2 separate regions of the Mus musculus genome follow, and region 2 is linked to region 1. The links are chromatin loops, found by intact Hi-C in ENCODE. Cell type or tissue: left cerebral cortex. All regions are shown on one strand.

What was found. Hi-C counts contacts between places; a loop is a spot of excess contacts. Peaks named below come from ENCODE experiments on the same cell type or tissue, not always from the same donor. Only the 100,000 strongest peaks of a DNase experiment are listed, where the experiment ranks them.
Region 2: it touches region 1 in a loop (4-fold over the local background); 2 of 42 quality-filtered maps call a loop at or near these places.

What each region holds. Positions count from the first base shown.
Region 1 is chr15:65,330,454-65,338,453 of GRCm38, reverse strand. No RefSeq gene overlaps it. Among named protein-coding and RNA genes, the nearest start is that of Gm23907, 360 kb to the left of the region's middle. In left cerebral cortex, no CTCF peak of the experiment used is centred here; no DNase peak of the experiment used is centred here.
Region 2 is chr15:64,684,331-64,692,330 of GRCm38, reverse strand. No RefSeq gene overlaps it. Among named protein-coding and RNA genes, the nearest start is that of Gm30691, 58 kb to the right of the region's middle. In left cerebral cortex, a CTCF peak has its summit at 4,945 (motif pointing left); a DNase peak (open chromatin) is centred at 4,938.

The sequences.
Region 1 (8,000 bases):
AGAAAGAAAGAAAGAAAGAAAGGAAGAAAGAAGAAAGCAGGCAAGCAAGCTGTTATCAATTCCATGAACGTAGGCTTGCTTTAGAGGTTTGAGGAATAGGATGGTGCTCAAACATATAGACATCAAGTCAGTGAAAGATTTTTGAGAAAAATGATAGCATTTGAAACCTGGAAACAATGGCTTTGACCCGCATGAAAAGAAAGTGAAGGAAAAGGAATGTGATTTCTAGCAAGGAGCTTCTGCAGTCAGGAGCAAGAGGGTTCCTGAGACAGAGTGAGATGTCAGTGAAGATGGGAGAAGGTGTTTGGTTACTACAACCCGAATGCTATGAGATGCCAAAGAACAAACTGTAGCAAATGGAAAAGCATTGGAATCCTTTCACAGTGTGCTCAGTTACCACGTCACAATCAACCCAGCAATCAATGACATTGTGCAACTCCATGTTGCAGATGCTGCACAAATGCCAGCGAGAATGAGGGGAACTGAATCTTCAAGACACATTTCACATAATCTAACAGGGCATAGGTTCAAGCCCTAAAAACCTGCCTTTTACCTGTGAAGTTGGCTCTGTATGCTCCTAAGGACCCCAAGTTTTGTCACTATCTGCCAGTGTTAACCTTCTATTCCTCTGATATCACTTGGGCTGGGGAATAATCCAAAACAACAACTCATAAAGAATGTGCCTGAACTGAGCTATTTACAATGCATACATAAAGACTCCTCTTTTCAACATTGGGTAAAACATGAAAGTGTCCCCATACAGGACTCCAGTTTGTTCTCCAAAGCAGTCTTTACACTGCGTACATAGCCTCAAATGTAATTTTGAAAGGACACACAAATCACATAGTACTGAGTAAAAACCAACATCACAGTGCACCAAAATTCAAGGGAGTGTAGAACTCCTGGAAGAGAAATTTACAGAACTAAATCCATCTATTGGAAACAAGATAACAAGGTAGTATTTCAGCCAAACAACCTCTCTCCTCTAGGACATGAGAAGGGTAGACAAAGCAAACCGCACTACGGTGGAAGTCAAAACTGAAAATGATAAAGTAATAAAAAAATTGAATTAAACAAAAACTTCTGGAACTTCAGAAACATCAATCAAATTCAAGAGCATCTCCAAGAATAAAAAATAAATTCAGAGAGAGAAGACACACATAATCAACTTCAGGAATGAAATTTAGACTGTTGATGTGCTACTCAGCCATTAACCAAGCAACAAAAAAGAAATATAAAAAGATTTATAGTCACAAATACAATATCTTAGAAGAAATGGACCAATATCTCAAGCTTCATTGACTGTTTCTATCACCTATGGGTTTGAATAGATCATTCTGCTGTCTTATGTGTTTGTTTCTATTGAGACTTCCAGTGATTGTGTCTTTTTCTATACATGATGAATTGGTTTTTGTTTTCATTTTACATTTAATGCTTGTTCTGTTTGCTTCTTATCAGTCTGACTTATAATGTGTGAAGTGAGATTTTATTGGATTCTTTGGTCCTAGTGGTTATTTGGTTAATATTTTAAAACTAAATTTGGGAAGATTTTCTAACACAATTTTCAACATATATTTTTAAAAATTTTTGCCTCTTTTGGTATTTAATTATGCTATAAGACATAAGTTCAAATCATTTCCTCTCTTTGGTGTTTCACCCTATTGTGTAATCAAGTCTATATTAATGCTGCATTTTAAGGAGCTGGAGAGATAGCCCAGTCAATAATGTGGTTGTCTATCAAGGTTAAGATCCTGGGTTAAATCTTCAGAACCCACAATTAACGAGGGGTCTGGGAGATTTTACATTTCTAATCCTAGCTCTGGAAAGAATGATAAGAAGGTCCCTGGGGCTGCCTGACCAGCAATCCAGTTTAATTCCTACATTCCAGGTTAATGGGAGATCTTGCCTAAAAGGAAGGTATGCAGTTACTACTGAAGAATGACACCAGAAGAACCATTCACAAAAGGAAATTACAATTCTGAATACATATCCACAATATATAGGCTCATAAATTTTCATAAAACAAATACTACTAGATTTAAAATCAGAGATTAAACCTAACCCTGTTACAGTAGATGACATCAATACTCCAGCTTCACCACTACACAGGCAAACTGTGCAACAATTGGATGAAATAACACTGGAATTAAATAACAAAACAGGTAGAATGTACTTAACAAACTTCAATAGAACATTCTATTCAAATACAATAGGACACATCTATTCAATACCCCTAAGGTATCTTATCTAAAACAGGTCACATATTAGGGCACAATCAAGTCACCATAAATACAGGAATGCTGAAACAATCTCCATTCTAGTAGATCATAAAAGAAAGAAACTAGAAGTCCACAGCAAGAGAAATTATAGAAAATATGTAAACTCTTGAGGTCTAAGCAGTAAGCAGCTAATGAGTGGTAAGTATGACACTGAAAAAAATTAAGAAGGAAATAAAAAAAACCTATAAGTAAATGAAAACACAACATCCCAATATATATGGAATACAATGAAGTTAGTCCTAAGAGTGATGTTTTGGCCCTAAGTGCCTACTCCTGGGACTGAAAGACTGTTCAAAGCTGGAAGTGTCAGACAATATCAAGGAAGCAGTTTGTGAACACAACAGGGCACATATGCACTCACAATTGTGACAACATGCACAAGACCTTCACCTAAACTTATCTCTCCATTGTTTTCACTCTCTTCCTTCATATCACCTCTATCCTATTATATTCCTGGTCTTTCCCTTCAAATCTCAGGGACCATTACAGAAGAGGAGGTAGGAAGATTGTAAGGACCAGAGGTGGGGAGAACCAAAAGGTGTATTTCTTAGACATGGTTGGAACACTGCTTTCATGAATTCACAACAGATGTGTTTATCTGCACAAGACCTTCATTAAAAAAAAAAAAAGTCAGTCGACAAACATTTCAGTATGGAGTCTGCAGGGAGTCATAAAGCCTCCAACCCTAACTGAGAAGACATTACCAGTTGGTAGGTCAAAGAAAGGAAAGATTGGTTTTCTATTAGGGTGTGCTTCCCGGTAAAGTGGATTGTGGAAAACCCTGACTGTGTGGGCACAACAAATTGGACAGGAAAAGATACATGAAGTTAGAGGTGATGGGGAGGTGAGGGGTGGAATTGAGAGGAGTTTGATGGAGAAATACAGGATAAGTGTCATCAAAATACATTGCATGTGTGTGTGAAATTCACAAAAAGTTAATGAAACTGCTGCATTAGAAACAATGACACCTGAGATTTTCCTCTGGCTTTCACAGGTGTATACTATGTATATATGCACACCAACACACACACACACACACACACACACACACACACACACGTACACCTGCTCACTCGCAGATGGGCACATTGCACCCACACAAATACTCACACATACACAATTGCTTTTTTATAGTCAGTGATGAACTCCTGTTGCAACAAGAAATTCAAAATTTACAATGAAAACTTAAAAGTATCAGATAGTTATTATTAGAAATATTCATTGTTTATATACCATAACAAATAGGAACCGAATATGCTCATTTGTTTTTAATTTAAAACATTTCATCTGGTCTCCTGTTTCTTCTCTGTAAGTTTAAGACTTGATGTTACTTCTGAAGGAATCTGTGAGTGATGTGATCTCAAGTTTTGTTTTGCTGATGATATCACCATCTTTTATCACTTTTGAATGTTGTCTGAGCACTATGATTGCCTGTAGATGAGAGGGATGTAGGCTGTAGAATCAGACTGTCTGGATACGATTCCCAGTTGTAATATACAGCAAACATTTTTTCAATGCTATTTTCTAGTTATTTGTTTTCTTTGAACTATATTAGATTTATTCTTGTGCTTCCTAGTCTTAAAGCTAGTCATCTTTGTTCAGCCCATTTATTCTTAAATTTTCATTTGCATAAACATACTGCATTTTGAATATAGGCAATAATAGTATCTTCAAATAATGTCGGTGCAGTATATTTCAGGCTTTCTGAAGTCAAGACCACAATAGAAATTACTTAACATTTATTCTGTTCTTGATATGCATTGCTCTATGCAACTCCATTAGCAACTCAGCAATTCCAGAAGGTCAGAAGAACTAGTTCATACTTCACAAATGTCACAAGAGTCAGGGGCTGTGCATATTGATGATTTCTCCAAACATTACACAATAGGTTTATCACATGTCCTTGACCCACAGTTATCAAATAGTACTGTCACATGGCTCTAGAGCGCTTTCAATGACAGGTGCTGATAACAAGTCACAGAGAAGACTTACAGTGGCAGAATATCACAATACTAGCAAAAGTGACAAGGCCATAACTATTTTGAAATCAAAGCAATTGAAATTATCATGTAAGCACAAACACGTACTCCCCAGTCAAGACGTTTACCACCTATATATGCATATTCATGAAGAACTGTTGCTTGTTGATTCACTTGAGATTTGTAGGAGTGATAAAGCAAAGGTATTCTTGATAGCCAGTTTATTATAACAAAATGAAGCATCATGAGGTCTATCTAAATGAGTGAAGTACAAATGTATGTACCACGAAAATGCTTATCACCACAATACCAAGTACATAACCATCATGCCAAGCAGCCTAAGCAGAATTAATGCACCTCAGGTGGCACTAAACAATTTCCAAAACTTACATTTGAGTTCTGCAGCATTAGTTAATTTTCAGGGCTCAAGTGCTTTCCAGACATTCTTGTGACAAGTATGTTCTCTGACTGTAGTCTTGCTCTTCATCATCTTACTGTTTTTGGTGGGGAAACAAAAAGGGTTGCCGATAAACTACAACTCCTCAGATTCTTTTCTTTTATGATAGTTTGTTCGTTTTTGGTGTCACCTAGCAAAAAACATTACATAGTGTTGTACCAAAAGATGTTTTTCTGTCTTTTCTTACTTCTTCAGTGACATATTTAATGTTTGTTCTTATATTTACGCTTACCTGAAGTCAAGTTTTGCATGTAATCTGAAGTAAGAGTTAAGGCTTTCTTCTTTCTTTCCTTTTTTCTTTTTTTCTTTTTGTTCACTGAAGCATATATCACATCCTAGTAATTCTAGCAAAGTTATTGAACATTAATGCCTTCTCCAAGAATTACCAGATATTTTGTCAATGAGCAATTGACTATATCTGTATGGTTCTACATTTGGGATCTACTCTGTGCATCTGGTTGTTTGGCTATCTTATGCCAGTTCACAATTTTGAGAGCAATTTCATTAGCAACAAGAGATATTTAACAACATTTTAGTCTTTCACCCTCTATTTCAGACAGAAAGAATTCATGATACCTTTCACAGAGAACCTGCTTCAATAAAGCATGTACTATTAAAAGTAACTATTTTAATTTTGTTAACATTTATTTATTGTGTATGTATATGCACATGTATGTGTGAATGGAGGATAACCTGTGGGAGTTTATTCTCTCCACCTTGTGGGTTTAAAGGACCAAACTCTGCTAGTAAGGCTTTGTTGGCAAATGCTGAGGCATCTTGTCGAACCTACAAACTATTCTATTTATCTACAGTGTCAAATGGTTTATTAATCTTGCTTACTAGACAAGTTAGAGGAGCAGGAAAAGAAAATGAAAGAACTCTACAAACCCCAAACATATTTTATGCTATTGACTAATCCTCAGTAAAACAGTTTATGCTTCCTAGTCACCCTTGGAAATAAACTTTTCACTGTATTTGAGGAATATAATCAGTATTTAGTGATAGATGGGGATGATAAAGGCCTCTCATGTTAAGGTCTTGGCATATATTCAATTATTTAGTTCTTACCACAATATGTGAAAAGCTTTATTTCCATCTTAAGTTAGATGAAATCTAATATGGATTGTGTCTGTAAAAGTCATATGCTAATCTTTAGTATCATCCCAAAAGCCTGGACCAATAGCAAGGGAGAAAGAATTGGTTAAAGCAATTGTGTGTGTAGGGGGGTGGGGTTGGTAAGTTTTCAGATACTTGACTTTTAGAAAATGGTTACTTTCCAGACACCACTCAAGCATGTATAGGCCAAGACTAGTCACTTAAATATAAAATACAATCTGAGCTGAGATGAAAGGATGGACCATGTAGAGACTGCCATAGCCAGGGATCCACCCCATAATCAGCATCCAAACGCTGACACCATTGCATACACTAGCAAGATTTTATTGAAAGGACGCAGATGTAGCTGTCTCTTGTGAGACTATGCCGGGGCCCAGCAAACACAAAAGTGGATGCTCACAGTCAGCTAATGGATGGATCATAGGGCTCCCAATGGAGGAGCTAGAGAAAGTAGCCAAGGAGCTAAAGGGATCTGCAACCCTATAGGTGGAACAACATTATGAGCTAACCAGTACCCCGGAGCTCTTGACTCTAGCTGCATATATATCAAAAGATGGCCTAGTCGGCCATCACTGGAAAGAGAGGCCCATTGGACTTGCAAACTTTATATGCCCCAGTACAGGGGAATACCAGGGCCAAAAAGGGGGAGTGGGTGGGCAGGGGAGTGGGGGTGGGTGGATATGGGGGACTTTTGGTATAGCATTGGAAATGTAAATGAGTTAAATACCTAATAAAAAATGGAAAAAAAAATACAATCTGTTCAATTGGTTTCACTTTTAACTCTTTCTACACATAGTTTACTGGGATTTCCAAAGATTCTGATTCCTGAAGGTGAACTTTGGCATGGTCCCTATGTCCATATCAAGGGGATATATTCAGTATTTGGGAGAGGTATTTTGTATTATTAATTTATGATATATAACTCATACTTGACCATTGTATAAATGATAAATATTTCTAAAGTTTCTCACTACTCTTTTACCTTGAGTATATCTAGTTCAACAGTGAATTTTTAATTATTCTAATATTTATTTAAATGCCTCTAAAAATTACAAAGTCACTCTATAGTGTTCTTCTCTTTAGGATATTTAAAGGTCTCTTTGAGCTATTTGGATATTCTTCCGTGGTACATTCTACACATGATTATTTTTCTCTTCCTGCACTAAGTTTTATACTTGTGCAGAAAACTGTTCAGATCTTAGCTGTTTCTCTTCCATTCTCCTCTCCAGCTCTCTGTCCCTGGTGCCTCATTCTTTTCTCCCCTTTACTCCTATTGGTTAGTTATTGCTGCTCATAGAAAGGTGTCCTGTTTTAATATAATCCCCAGGTTTCTGTAGATTTGCATTCTTTGAAATTTTCTTTTTTGCATTTTTGCTTATTTTTGAGATTGTAATTTAAATACATTTCTCCTTTCCATTTCCTTCTTCCAAACCCTCCAGTATATCTTTCCTCATTCGTTCCAAACTTTTTAATTATATTTTAATCTCCAAGACGGGATTTTGTGTATTTTAAAAGCGTTCCTCTATTCGCTGATGATTTTGCTGTCCTCCTGATTTTATTTTAAATTAGCAATGTTGTCATTTAGCTCTTTGAAGATATTAATTCTAGTCAGAGTTCATCATTTATAGGTCTGTAATTTCACCATATGGTATGAAACTCAGAGTCACCATCTAGCCAGGATAGCCTTTCCTCGGTCTTAGTGACAGGATCTGCACTTATTCCAAAGGTGTCAGCAGCCATACACTGATCTCCATATGTCTACCATCATCCTGTTCTTAATGATGGACACTCTATGGCATAGAGCCTATGTTCTCTTATTTTCCTATTTAGCCCTCTCTACGATTAGTGTAGTTTCAAATTCCTATGAATTATCTCTTCAGGACCAGCTAAGCTTTTCTTACAAAATACTTCCAGTATTTTGTAAGAAAATGATGGTTTATATTCTATTCCTAATAATAACTGCTATTAGCAGTTCCAAACCTATGCCCCCATTTAAAGTATTTGTTATAATGTGCCTAAGTCTCTGAATGAAAAGCACGGTAATCACTTCTGCTTATTTGGGAAATTTCATTCTGTAGAAGCCTCATAGATCCCTACAGAATACATTACATTATGACTCTGTCCCAGAAGAGTCAATAGAGGAAACTATGTTTCCATCACTTCTGTGCA
Region 2 (8,000 bases), 650 kb after region 1:
TGTGTGTGTGTGTGTGTGTGTGTGTCCTATGCACTGGTGCCCATGAAGACCAGAAGAGGCCTTCAGATGCCTGGAACTGAAGCTGCAAGCATTTGTGAGCCACCCACCATAGACCCTGCATATACTTGGGTCCTCATCACGGGCAGTAGTCACACTTAACCACTGAGCCAGCATCCAGCCCCTTGAAGCCCATTTTCTACAGTAAAATTGGGGATGATGAACAGTAGGAGTATGACCTGGCCCACTTCAGGGAGATTGTCCTATTGGGTTCTGGGAGTATATATTAAAAACCAAAGCAAGGCTTTGTCAGAAAACTAGTCAAATGATTTTTTTCCACTACCAGCTTCTAGGAGAAAATGGTATTTCTCTCTTTGCAATAAAAGCAAGAAAAAACTTTTCATTTGACCATTCCAATCTTCTTGGGAAAAACAGGTCAATCCATCCATGAGTGAATGATAGAGAGGAGCTTTGTATCAACAAACCCCTCAGTTTAAGGAAACACAAAGCACAACCAAGTCATGATGGACTCTGCTCCTTGTTCCCAGGTCCGCATTTCTCCCACTTTCACAACGACAAAAGCAGATGCCACTTTCTCAAAACAAGCAAAGAGCCTAAACACTATGTCCTAGTTCTTATGAAATCACCCTAGCCCATGTCCTGCTGCACTGTGAGTCATACTGGCTTCGTACTGCTTCTTAGATTGTTGGTTGATCCTGCCCCAGTGCCTCAACCCAGCCTGGTGGTGAACACTTAGGAATAAACATGTATTGGATAACATGGAAACTAGTGACTGAATGACTTGACGCATCATCTAGTCAGCATATGTCGATGGAGAAAAGGAATCACATTTTAAAACTAGTGACTATTAAGCATTTGAAACAATTTTTAAAACTGCACAACAATGTCTAGTGTTCTTAGCTTCTCTTTAGAATTTAAACAATCTGATTTGTGACAACATTCGTAAACCTGGAAGACATTGTGTTAAGTGAAATAAGCTAGAAATAGAAAGCGAAGTGATCTCACGTATATGTGAAACATAAAAAACATGAAACAAATTGAAGCAGGATGCAGAATCATGGATTCCAGGGGCTGGGTTTGGGAAACTGAGAAGGGACTGGGGAAATATTGGTCAGAAGATACAGCATTTTAGAAAGATCAGAGACATTGGTTCAAGACATCTGCTATGCAAATCGGTGACTAGAATCGATAACAATGTGCTGAGTTATTGAAAATCTCTAAGAAACAGAGTTGTGAGTATTTTTTTATAACAACAAAATAACAGTGGTGTGTAGACAAATCTAATTTGCCAGTTAGCACCATTTAGGCATCCTAATATGAATGCCTTTTTTCAAATTCCATGTAATCTACACAAACACATAGAAGCTTTATCTGTAAATGAAAAGAAAGTAAAATAGTTGGAAAATCCCATACTGTAGAGTCTAGGTGCCCATACAGATGAAATTGGATAGAGCTGAATTGCAATATCCTCTTGCAGAGCCCAGAGTAGACCAGAACTCATTCCTAGACAATCGTTTAAAATCATGACTCTGACACATGCCTGGTATGTTGTGGCTTTTATAGACTACGACGGAGAACTCAATTTAGACCTGGCTGCCTCTTGGAACAATAGAACCCTTCCCCTGCCAAATGGGAACTGCCAAGAATATCTAGCAAGATGCTGGGTTCACTACCAGGCAGGGTAGGGAGAAGGCAAGTAGGGAAGTGAGCACAGGGGCTTGGAGAAATCCAGTTAGCTGATTACAATCCAAACTCTTCTCTTTCCTGGACAAGGAGCCTGGGGCAAAGGAATGAAGTGACTCTGTCTACAGTTCCTTGTTACCATAACTACTTACACAGAAACTTGTCACCATGCTGAGAACTGTTGTGCAAAAACAGTCAGCTGTAGCTGCATCCTTGCTCAAGACAGATGTTCAATAGACAAGAGCTAATGTACTCATCACTCACTGATCACCACTTGGGGGGCGGGGGCACGAACCCCTGGGTGTCCATAATCAGGTCATCAGGGCTTCGGCCAGAGACCATTCAGCAGAGTTCAGCAAAGGTTGGGGTTGGAGGAGAAGGTTCTCCAGCAGAAAGAGCTCTCACACATGTGCACATCCCTCTCACTCCGTATAAATATAAAACCGCAGCTCCCAGACAACCAAGCAGCATTTGAGACACACTGCTCGTGCTCAGTGATGCACTCCAGTGCTTCTGACCTTTTTCATCTCGGAATCTTAGCAGCAATAATTGAACATGTTATGGCTGTTAAGTCTGGTGTAAGTCAAGGTCTCTGGCAAAGTATCCTCAGTTCAGTTAAGAGAGTACAGAGTCTCCTTCTCTGCTCTTTACATCCTCGTCTTAGGGTTTTACTGCTGTGAACAGATACCATGACTAATGCAACTCTTATAAAGGACAACATTTCATCGGGGCTGGCTTACAAATTCAGAGGTTCCGTCCAGTAACAAGGTGGGAGCATGGCAGCATCCAGGCAGGCATGGTGCAGGGAGAGCTGAGAGTTCTACATCTTCATCTGAAGGCTGCTAGGAGAAGACTAGCTTCCTAACAGCTAGAAGGAGGGTCTCAAAGCCCACCCCCATAGTGACACATTTCCTCCAACAAGGCGACATCTCCTAAAAGTGCTAATCCCTAAGCCAAGCATATTCAAACCATCACAGTCCTACAATAACACAACCACATAGTTCATTACCCCCTGGTCCAGTACCATTTGGCCTCCTATAACTCACTCCTCTTTCCTAGGCTAAGGACTTGCCTTGGCTCCCTATCAAATGAGAAGCAGCCTCGGTAGCCACCATAGCATATGCTCCATGTAGTTGTGCATACCTTCCCTTCATTCACTTGCCCACCAAACACTTCCAAAGCCCACAGGAGGAAAGAAAGAAATGTTATTGGTCACATATGCCTCTTGTCAAACATGGCAATGGTCCTTCGTGCAGCTATGTCACATGATTCCTACAAAGCACACATAGGTTGGTCATTACTCCTGTTGCACAAAGGAAAATGTAAAAGGTCAGGGTGTCTAGCACATCCCAGAGCTGGAATCTAGACCATGAGGACCTCTGAAGAGCTCAGTGTGGAGTCTAGGGAATAGCTTCCAGATGTTCAGCTGGAGACTGCTGTGAATACCAAGTTTGTTCATCCAAGGGAAATGTGGCTGCCTCGAAACAAGAGTAGCCTCTTTTCTCCAGCCTCTCTGCTCAGACACAGAGGCTTTCCCAGTGGTTATAAGTGAGCCAAAGACAGCCTCTGCACACTGGTTGCTGGATAGGTTATTTTTTCACTAGAGGCTGAGTTCATTAACTTGAAAACTCACACATGCCAAATTTAAATTTTCATACCCCAATCATTTTTTAAATAGCTTACACAAAGCATATTGCAATCACTAGGGCAACCATTTAGGAACTGCTTGACTTGTGCTCTTCACGAGATCATACCCAGTATCTGATGATCTCATGAAACTGAGCCTGTGGCAATAAGATCTCAAACCAATACTGTCCTTCAGAAAGCTGTAACCCAGAGATTCCTCCCTGGGCTGCTGAGCAATGTCACCTATGCCCTTCTAACTCTCTGTTTCCTCCAACAAATCCCGTATGTGCTTTTGCTACAATATGGTCTGTCATAGTTTGAATATCTTGTCCCAGGGAGTGGCACTATTTGGAGGTGTGGCCTTGTTGGAGTAGGTGTGTCACTGTGGGCTTGTGCTTTAAGACCCTCATCCTAGCTACCTGGAAGTCAGTATTCTAGCAGCCTTCAGATGAAGATGTAGTACTCTCAGCTCCTTCTGGACAATACCTGTCTGGAAGCTGTCATGCTCCCACCTTGATGATAATGGACTGAACCTCTGAACCTGTAAGCCAGCCACAATTAAATGTTGTCCTTATAAGAGTTGCCTCGAAACACATGAAACTCAAGAAGAACGAAGACCAAAGTGTGGACACTTTGCCCCTTCTTAGAAATGGGAACAAAACACCCATGGAAGGAGGTACAGAGGCAAAGTTTAGAGCTGAGATGAAAGGATGGACCATCTAGAGACTGCCATACCCGGGGATCCATCCCATAATCAGCCTCCAAACTCTGACACCATTGCATACACTAACAAGATTTTTCTGAAAGGACCCTGATATAGCTGTCTCTTGTGAGGCTAAACCGGGGCCTAGCAAACACATAAGTGGATGCTCACAGTCAGCTACTGGATCACAGGGCCCCCAACGGAGGAGGTAGAGAAAGTACCCAAGGAGCTAAAGGGGTCTGCAACCCTATAGATGGAACAACAATATGAACTAATCAGTGCCCTCCCTGGAGCTCGTGTCTCTAGCTGCATATGTATCAGAAGATGGCCTAGTCGGCCATCATTGGAAAGAGAGGCCCATTGGTCTTGCAAACTTTATATGCCTCAGTACAGGGGAACACCAGGGCCAAGAAGTGGGAGTGGGTGGGTAGGGGAGTGGGGAGGAGGGTATGGGGGACTTTTGGGATAGCATTGGAAATGTAAATGAAGAAAATACCTAATAAATTTAAAAAAAAAAAAGAGTTGCCTCGGTCATGGTGTCTGTTCACAGCAATAAAACCCTAACTAAGGCACAGTTATTGCCTTTTCCTTAATCAGACTAAAAATTCGCACAGCCTTTGAAGCCCTCAGTCTGCTCTCTACAAGAGCTCACAGACACCAGACTTCTTTTAATGACAGTCATGGGTTTCCAAGATGGCTAAACAGACCCCAAATGGAAGTGTGATCTGTGCGACATAAACTTCAGAACGTTACGGTGAGGATGCATAACCAAATAGTGGAGGCAACCTGTGGGCGGGGAGGTTACAGTGAAAACTCCTATCAGAGCAGATCTGCTTTCTGAACCCACTGGAGAGCCTTAGGATTGGGCCTAAGGGCCTCTTCACAGGCACATGCTTTCCTTTGCTGCCATCTTGTGGTAGCACTGGTGAACAGCGTCCTGGAGACCCTAGCACTAGATCAGCTCTTCTGAAGTTAATACTACTCTACAAAGGAGAAAACATTCGGCACCTGACACAGCAGAGGTTTAAGCCGGTTCTGTATTTGCCTTGACCACACATCTTAGAAAGGGAAACGCTGAATTTGAACTTCCCTTTGCCTAAGCCTGTCAGGAGGTCAGGATGGTGTCTCCGAATAAGAGAACACAGACGACAAATTCTAAGACAAGATCACTAAAAGAAATGAGCCCTGGGTCAGGACCGTGGAGACCCCGTATCAGACCTCGACTTTATCACACTGCTCTGCTAAGCTGTTCAGTGAGCAAAAGATGCATATGATCTGTGATCTACTTACTCAGAACTGTTGTTTATTGAACACATAGCATACGTGGTTATTGTGCTAGGAGTTGAGGTCACAAGCTGCCTTAGTGATCGATCATTCGACTCCAGTCATCCTGCCCATGATGAGACAACCTCAGAAACCTCAGATCTTCTGGCTCTGGAAAGTATGCATGCTTTCTCTTCTGCTTCTTTTCACTGCGGGTACTCCTGGACCTTCCTGTCCACATGTCCTTAAGCACTTTAAATTGTTGCCATAGTTAGTCCGTGTAGACAACTGTGCTTCTTGCCTTCTACCCCAGCCATCAGCCATCACGGAACACCCCCGCCAAAAATTATGCTAATGAAGCATCTTATTAGCCATACTCTCCAGACTCTTCTCTAAGCTTCTTTATTTGTCCTTATTGCTGCCTCCCTACACCACCACCCCCTGCTACACGCACACACACACACACACACACACACACACTTCCACAGCCTCATGGCAAACTCTCTGAAATTGACTTCTTTCCTCACCACCTTGTGGCCACAGTGTCCTAATGACACTGCAGCTGCATTGCTCAAAATGGACAGCTGAGAAATGGGATCTTCTGAGAAATTCTCTTCTGTTTTCTTCTGGGCTGAAACCTTTCCTTAACATCTATGTCCCTCTCCTCCAACACATAAGTCAAAGTTGACCTTTTGCCCCCCACTGGGTGTGTTCTTTTTATTCACAATATCAGCTCCCTGTTTTGCAAATGTGTAAACTAATATGCACACTAATGCCAAGAACATATTAATAAGATTTCAATATTTTAGCTTTTATATTTCAATAATTCTTTGCAAATTTCATACATGTACACAATATTTTAATTATATTCAGCCCTACCCTTCCCTCAATTCCCCCAATTCCTCCCAGATCTGTCTGACTCCCGACTTAATATTCTGTTTTGTTTGTTGTGTTTTCTGTAACCCACTGATTCCAATCTGAGCTGTCCATATATTCTTGGGTGTAGAGCCATACACTGTAATATGATCAACACAATAGGAGCCACCTGTTAAAGAAACTAACTGACTATCCCTCCCCAACAAGTCATCGTCTGTCAACAGCTCGACAGCCTGTGGGGTGAGGTGAGAGTTGGGAACCCACTTTCACTCCATGCTGAAGTGTTGACTCACTTGATCTTGTATAGGTCTTGCGCAGGAAATCACTGCCCCTATGAGCCCATAAATGTATCAGTTCCATCATGTCTAAAAGACACTGTTTGTCCTCCCTGACCTCTGGCTCTTCTACCCTCATTTACAATGCTTCCTGAGCCTTTGTGGGAAGGGGAGTGATATAATTGTGCCATCAGTCAATATTATTGACCACACACTTATTTTACTACTTGGTGTAGTTCATCTATATCACCAGAAAACATTTCAAAACTCTGAAACACATTACACAATTAAGACATTAGCATTAATTAGCATTTTAGTTTGTGGTTCATAAAATAATGCTGCTGCTTTTCCCACCAGTTTACCAAACTTGCCAGCACAGTCAGTCATTCAGAACCTGCCCAGAGTCAAGAGGCTCTTTCAACAAAGCCATGGCTGTTTAAGGACTTTCCCATACAGGACTGAAGCTGTAGCTCCGGGAAGGACAGCTAAAGACTCTTGTTTCTCTCCTTGAGTGTACAGCTTTTCAAAACAAATACTTCATAACTCAATGAACACATACCAGAAATCACTGAAGCATTTGCTTTAGAAGGGCAATTTCATGCTACATAAATAACAGCCCCCCAAAAAAGGTATTAAAAAAAAAGCTTGTCAGACTAATCCGAGCACTGGGGAAGCTCTGCAGATCAAGCATAAAGCCAAGGCCTGTGGCAAAATCATGTCTAAGTAAAGAAACCGTGTATAGAAGATGACAGACAGACAGACAGATGGGTGAATGCAGAGATACATGAGAGAAAGGAAGAGAGGAAGAGAGAAAAAGAGAGAGAGAATAAGGAAGGAAGGGGGGAGGAAGGGAGGGAGGGAGAGAGGAAGGAAGGAAGGAAGGAAGGAAGGAAGGAAGGAAGGAAGGAAGGAAGGAAGGAATTAAGGGAGGGGAAAAAAAGAGAAGAGATAACATAAGACAAGATAGGAAAGATGCTTATCAAGTTGAACAGATACCTCAGCACGTAAGGACAGTTGCCACTAAGCCTGAGGACCTGAGTTCAAACCCCAGGACTCACATGGTGCAAGGAGAGAACTGATTCCCATAAGTTCATGTCTGACCTAATTCTGTTTACTCCTTGTCTGCCCGAGCTCATTTGTCAGAGTCCTGAAATAGCTCTCTGGATTATTTTCATCCAATTTTGTTCTTGTTCTGAGTCAAGATCACTCACTCTTCTTTATTAACCACCGTAAACAGCAATCCAAGAGTCCTTTAGAGACAAAATTATGTTAATTGTAACTTAATATGCTAATTGTATTTAGTGTGTGTGTGTGTGTGTGTGTGTGCGTGCATATGTACCCGCATGCCTCATTACGTGTATGCAAGTGTGTATGTGTGCATGTCTTCAAGTCTAAGTCTGTGTGTACCTCTGGGTGTGTTTTGTTCACTTGTGTGTGTGTGCATGTGTGTGTGTGTGTGTGTGTATGTATGTCTGTGTGTATGTGTACTTCTGTGTGTGTGTGTGTGTGTGTGTGTGTGTGTGTGTGTGTGTGTGTACAAGTACCCATATGCCTCT